Regions from separate parts of the Homo sapiens genome. Here region 2 is linked to region 1. Evidence: read pairs that join two places in POLR2A ChIA-PET (ENCODE). Cell type or tissue: CD4-positive, alpha-beta T cell. All regions are shown on one strand. Each heading gives the region's core, and the rest is flanking DNA. Links, peaks and the distances in the headings are about the cores only.

Region 1 (2,908 bases), core at 128-2,627:
ACTCAGAAGTTGCATTTGCCATGGCCACTGGCTCCAGCTGGGGTTTGGTGCCAGTGTTATTACAGGGTCTGCGGAGTATCAGCCATTGGCTTGGCCTCTCTCTGTTCCTCCCTCTGCACCTAGAACTCTTATCCTTCCTGTGGTTTGGTGCCGACTGGGTCGGATCTGGGCTTAGAGTAATAGCTTTGGTGGGTTTCCTGGATGGATGTGAAGTTGGGCCTCCCATGGGCCCAAGGGAGTAGGAAGCCCCATTCCCCACCTGTCCTTCCTCTAGGAAGTGTAGATCAGAAAGTGAGGTGGTGACCTCCCACCTCTGGTCTGGTTAAGAGTCTCACTAGGGCCAAGGCAGGCTGCAGAACTTTCCCTCTTCCTCTCATTGAGGGTGATGACAAGAGACATCCGGGGACTGTGCACTTACAGTCGGTGTGGAATGTCACTCTTGCAGTCTTTGAGGCAGGATAAGTATTTTTACATATTTTAAGGGTGCAGGAGGACAGCAGCTAACAAGGCCAGGAAATACTCACTTCCCTCCACCCTCAACAGGATGTGGTGGGGGTGAAACTTGAAGAATTTTTGTTTCCCCTTCTCCCTTCTTACGTTTGGGAAGTTTTATGTAGTGTAACAAACTCTAGACGAGTTACCAGAAGATGTGGATTCTAGTTCTGATTCTGTCACTCATTGGCTTTGAGTGACATATTTTTATTTCCTGGGCCTGTTTTCTCACATTAAAAAAGTAGAAGTTAGATGAGTGATCTCTAAGGTTGAAGGTAATTTCAGCTCTCACATTCTTTTGAGTTTGTGGCTCTTGAAAGCCCTGGTCCTGATGCTCCCTGTAAAGGTGGCTGGGAGAGAAGCCAGCCAGGCTGCACTTGCAGAACATTCCCTGCTCTGTACTGGGTGTGTGAAGCCCCAGCAGAGAAGGCCGGAGGGAGGGCTTGGGTGCCTGGGCTGGGTGTGGGGCAGGGCCTGGCACAGCTGCAGAGTGCACAGGGAGGGTCAGAAGTGCCAAGTCACTGGCCGTTAACTCAGCACCCAGGCCAAGCCCCCGCCTCCCACTTGAAGCCCCCTCTTACAACTGTTTTGGGGGCTTGGAGCAGAAGACACCCTTGTAGACAGACATAAGAGGGGCAGAAGGCTTGACCAGAGTTCTCTTGAGCCTCCTCATGCTCTCAGAGCAGGGAACAGCGGGGGAAAATGTTTACACTCCATGCACAATCTGTGCTTCCAGTCCCTCACCCTATGTGGCCCAATAGCTGGCTGGATTTCACACTTAATTGGTATTTTTTTCTGCCTTCTTCCCCTGCCCCCACTGACTCCTCTCCTCTCCCTTTGATTGTACTCAAGGTTCTGGGGCCTGGGCCCTGGGTGGGTACCAACAGCTGCTCGCTGTTCCCATGTCCTCTCTCCAGCTTTGCTGTGTTTCTCTGCTACCTAATCTCAGTGACTGTGAAAGGACATTGTGTCTGAGCCATGGCCAGCCGCTGGCTGGCCCCCTGATCTGCCCCCCTTCTATTGTTTGGATGGCCATCTCCTGCTGGGCCTCCCTGACTGTAAAATCTCTGTACTGTTTGTTAGGTTTTTGGTGGGAGGCTGTGATAAGTTCCAATGAGCTGCCACTTCCCTGGATATGTCAAGAAGCTGATGGCAACTTGGCCAATTCTGGCAGATATCAGGCCCCCAGTTCAGCCCCAGTCACCCTCTTTTACACATGTGGGTCAACCACTGTGTGCTCAGAGGGTCAGTCCCTTCCTCTGCTGTGTTTTTCTTGAGTCCTTGCACTCACTTCCCCTGCCCCAGTCACGATGACCCCTAAAGCTTCCTTTGCCCTTGCTTTCTAGGGCATCCCTAGTGAAGGGGCAAACCTGAGATTTCTCCGTGGACCTGACAGCCAAGGCAGGGCACTGTCTCCTGAGGCCAGTGCCAGCACGTGCATGGTTCACAGAAAAGGATCCTGGGCTCAGAATCTCGAGAACCGCCTGCTCCTAACAATTCAGCAAGTCAGGGGCTTCCTCTCTGTTAGTCCCCAAATCCTTACTTATTTTAAAAAGACTAGACCCTCTCTAAAGACTGTTCCATTTTAACATGTCCTGATTCTGCATCCGTGGGTTTTGTGAAAGAGAGCTAGCTGGCGGTTAGAGCCTGGAAGAAGGAGGGAAGTGGCACCTCACTAGCATTTATCACTTTTTTCCTTCTCTTTTTAAAAATAAAACCAGACTCTGTTCTGAAAATAAAAAACTTGAGACTTGTGACAAGCTTCCTGTGTGGTTTGTTTTAAGATCTTTTCTGTCCTGGTTTCCTTACAAAATTCTTAAATGTCACTGTGACATTCGCCATTATTTTATAAGTTTGTGTTAACATTATGGGTACACCTTGGCCCTTCTAGGCAGTTGGCATGTTTTTCAGGGAGGCAGTGAAGCTGTGGCCTGGAGCTGGTGAGTGTCTTGACATGCTTTGTTGGCACAGCCAGCTCAGCTCTAATGGACTCAGCCTGAGAACGATTTTTTCTCATCACCCTCGGCTCTCTCTCACTTTTCTTTCCTTCCTTCTTTCTTTTTCTTTGTTTTTGAGACAGGGTCTCACTCTGTCACCTGGGCTGGAGTGCAGTGGCGCCATCATAGTTCACTGCAGCCTCAACCTCCTGGGCTCAAACAATCCTCCTGCCTCAGCCTCCCAAGTAGCTGGGACTACAGAAGTGTGCCACCACGCCCGGCTTCCCATTTCTTTCTAAAAGAGTAGCTTTCCAAAGGGGGAACATCTTGAGAAACTAATTTTTAAATACTGTGCCCTCCTCTATCACTCTTGCCCCAGCCAGAAGCACAAATTCTTACGTATGAATAAGAAGAACAAGGCCATGGGTTTTTGTTTGGTTTTATTTTAACATGAAGGGTAGTATTAAGTCTAAGCAAGA
Region 2 (2,908 bases), core at 192-2,691, 92 kb before region 1:
GGTGATGCATGCCTGTAATCCCAGCTATTTGGGAGGCTGAGGCAGGAGAAGCACTTGAACCCGGGAGGCGGAGGTTGCAGTGAGCCGAGATCACACCATTACACTCCAGCCTAGGCAACAAGAGTGAAACTCCATCTCAAAAAAAAAAAAAAATGCCAGGTGGTGCAGTGGCTCACGCCTGTAATCCCAGCACTTTGGGAGGCCCAGGCGGGCAGATCACGAGGTCAGGAGATCGTGACCATCCTGTCTAACACAGTGAAACCCCGTCTCTACTAAAAATACAAAAAATTAGCCGGGCATGGTGGCGGGCACCTGTAGTCCCAGCTACTCGGGAGGCTGAGGCAGGAGAATGGTGTGAACCCAGGAGGCGGAGCTCGCAGTGAGCCGAGATTGCACCACCGTGCTCCAGCCTGGGCAGCAGAGCGAGACTCCGTCTCAAAAAAAAAAAAAAAAAAATTGGGAAACCCCTACCTGTCTGTACCTGTAGGTCTTTTCTCTGGGGTCTGGAAGAAGAATCCTTCAATATCTTGCCTTCTGGTAATCTGAGAGCAGGGCGAGAAAAGGAAGATCAGAGTTCCACCCTTAAATCTGTAGGTTTTCACTCCCCCACTCTCCTTTGCAGTCCCGTGGAGTCTCCATCTGAGCCCTTTCCTAGTCCAGGCATCCCGATGTTGGTGGATGGCCCATCTGAGCGGCCAGCCCTGTGCTTCTTGCTGTTGGCTGTGGCAATGTCTTTCTTCGGCTCAGCTCTATCCATAGATGAAACACGGGCGCATCTGTTGTTGAAAGAAAAGATGATGCGGCTGGGGGGGCGGCTGGTGCTGAACACCAAGGAGGAGCTGGCCAATGAGAGGCTCATGACGCTCAAAATCGCTGAGATGAAGGAGGCCATGAGGACCCTGATATTCCCACCCAGCATGCACTTTTTCCAGGCCAAGCATCTCATTGAGAGAAGTCAAGTGTTTAATATTCTAAGGATGATGCCAAAAGGTAAGGTTTGGAAAGGGGTGGCTTGGGGTGCTGGGAAGGTAGAGGGACTCATCTTGGGGCTATTACTGTGCTTGTGGCTGTTGCTATTCTAGATGGAGCAGAGAAAGCCTCACTCAGCTGTTCTGCTCCTCTGTCCTTATGGGTAGACTAGGAAAAGGGTGTTGAAAACCAAAACCCCTGCTTCCTGGGGGACTCGCAGACAGTCAGGATTGGAAAAGCATCCAGCCCTGAGACTTTGCTATTCCCTTTTTAGTTTTCCCAGGGGCTAAGCTACCACATAGGATACAATGTGATATAGCATCCTGGAGTAGTATAAACACACCTCCATGAAACATGAAATAATTAGCATCCCGCACATATAAATAGCCAGGGGTGGTGGTGCACCTGTAATCCGAGCTACTCTGGAGGCTGAGTGGAGAGTATCGCTTGAGCCCAGGAGGTGGAGTTTGCAGGGAGCTATGATGGCACCTCTGCACTCCAGCCTGGGCGACAGAGCAAGACCCTGTTCCCCAAAAAATGTTAATTTTTTTTTTTATTAAAAAAAATTTTTTTTGAGACAGAGTCTCACTCTGTTGCCCAGGCTGAAGTGCACTGGTGTGATCTTGGCTCACTGCAACCTCTGCCTCCCAGGTTCAAGTGATTCTCCTGCCTCAGCCTCCTGAGTAGCTGGGATTACATGCATGAACCACCACACCTGGATAATTTTTGTACTTTTAGTAGAGACGGGGTTTCACCATGTTGGCCAGGCTGATCTCGAACACCTGAGCTCAGGCAATCCACACTCCTCGGCCTCCCAAAGTGCTGGGATTACAGGTGTGAGCCACTGCACCTGGCCAAAAATGTTAATTTAAAATGTAAAAATAATAGCAGCTTGCAGTTTACAAAGACTTAACACCTGTTTTTTTTTTTTCTTTTTTTTTCTTTTTTTTTTTGAGACGGAGTCTTGTTCTGTCGCCCAGGCTGGAGTGCGGTGGCGTGATCTCAGCTCACTGCAACATCCTTCTTCCAGGTTCAAGCAATTCTCCTGCCTCAGCCTCCCGAGTAGCTGGGATTACAGGCACATGCCACCATGCCTGGCTAATTTTTGTATTTTTAGTAGAGATGGGGTTTCACCATGTTAGTCAGGCTGGTCTCGAACTCCTGACCTCGTGATCTGCCTGCCTCGGCCTCCCAAAGTGCTGGGGTTACAGGAGTGAGCCACTGTGCCCAGCTGTTTTTTTTTCTTTTAATGTTATAAATAGAGATTTAAAAAATAATAATAATCGTGAGGTCAGTAAAGTAGCATCCCCAGTTGCTGGGAGGCATAAGAGGGTGTCTGGGGGCTCGTGTCAGGGCCAGGGGCTGGATGGGCACAAGAAGCGCAGAGGGACAGCATGCACTGTGCCTAGGGGAGCAAGGGGCACAGCTGGTGTCTGGTGGGGAGGACAAGCATGGGGATTCAACTGGCAAAGCCTGCAGGCCAGAAGCTGTACAGACACAGGCCCAGCGCAGGGGATGAAAAGCCAGTGGGAGAGGAGTTGAGGGGCAGGATGAGAGGATGGAGGACAAGTGTGTGAAAAGGACCGTGGCCCTGGGGCTCATCCCAGTGTATCCCGTCATGCAGTGTTGGGTGGCCTCATTGAAAGGCCTGGGCTCCCATTGGAGAGCTAGAAGCCAATGGAGCCCTGACTTGAACCTCAGTTCTCTGGTTCCAAGCCTGATGCCCTCTCACTCTCCCATGCTGCCCCTCTTGGACAAGATCACCCCTGGCTCCTGATTAGTGAGACATGGAAGCCCCATCCTTAAACTAGAGCCTTAAACAAGTTCCGAGAAACATGTCTGGACAGAAATCCTTCTGCTTGCACGTCTTCTTGTGATCCACACTGTCCCCAAGCCCCGGAGCCCTGGGATGGGACTTCACCCCTTTGTCCCCAAGCCC

What was found. Peaks named below come from ENCODE experiments on the same cell type or tissue, not always from the same donor. Only the 100,000 strongest peaks of a DNase experiment are listed, where the experiment ranks them.
Region 2: POLR2A ChIA-PET joins it to region 1 with 5 read pairs; 3 of 35 experiments call an interaction of 5 or more read pairs at or near these places.

Annotation. Positions count from the first base shown.
Region 1 is chr22:17,115,638-17,118,545 of GRCh38, reverse strand. TMEM121B (transmembrane protein 121B) reads left to right here. Exons shown (of 1, transcript NM_031890.4): 1 at 1-2,249. It overlaps IL17RA (interleukin 17 receptor A), which reads right to left. Exons shown (of 13, transcript NM_014339.7): 13 at 2,853-2,908. Among named protein-coding and RNA genes, the nearest start is that of TMEM121B, 4.3 kb to the left of the region's middle. In CD4-positive, alpha-beta T cell, for the core only: no CTCF peak of the experiment used is centred there; no DNase peak of the experiment used is centred there; H3K4me3 peaks cover 566 bases; H3K27ac peaks cover 2,328 bases.
Region 2 is chr22:17,207,438-17,210,345 of GRCh38, reverse strand. ADA2 (adenosine deaminase 2) reads left to right here. Exons shown (of 10, transcript NM_001282225.2): 2 at 623-990. The coding sequence starts at 669. Among named protein-coding and RNA genes, the nearest start is that of ADA2, 11 kb to the left of the region's middle. In CD4-positive, alpha-beta T cell, for the core only: no CTCF peak of the experiment used is centred there; no DNase peak of the experiment used is centred there.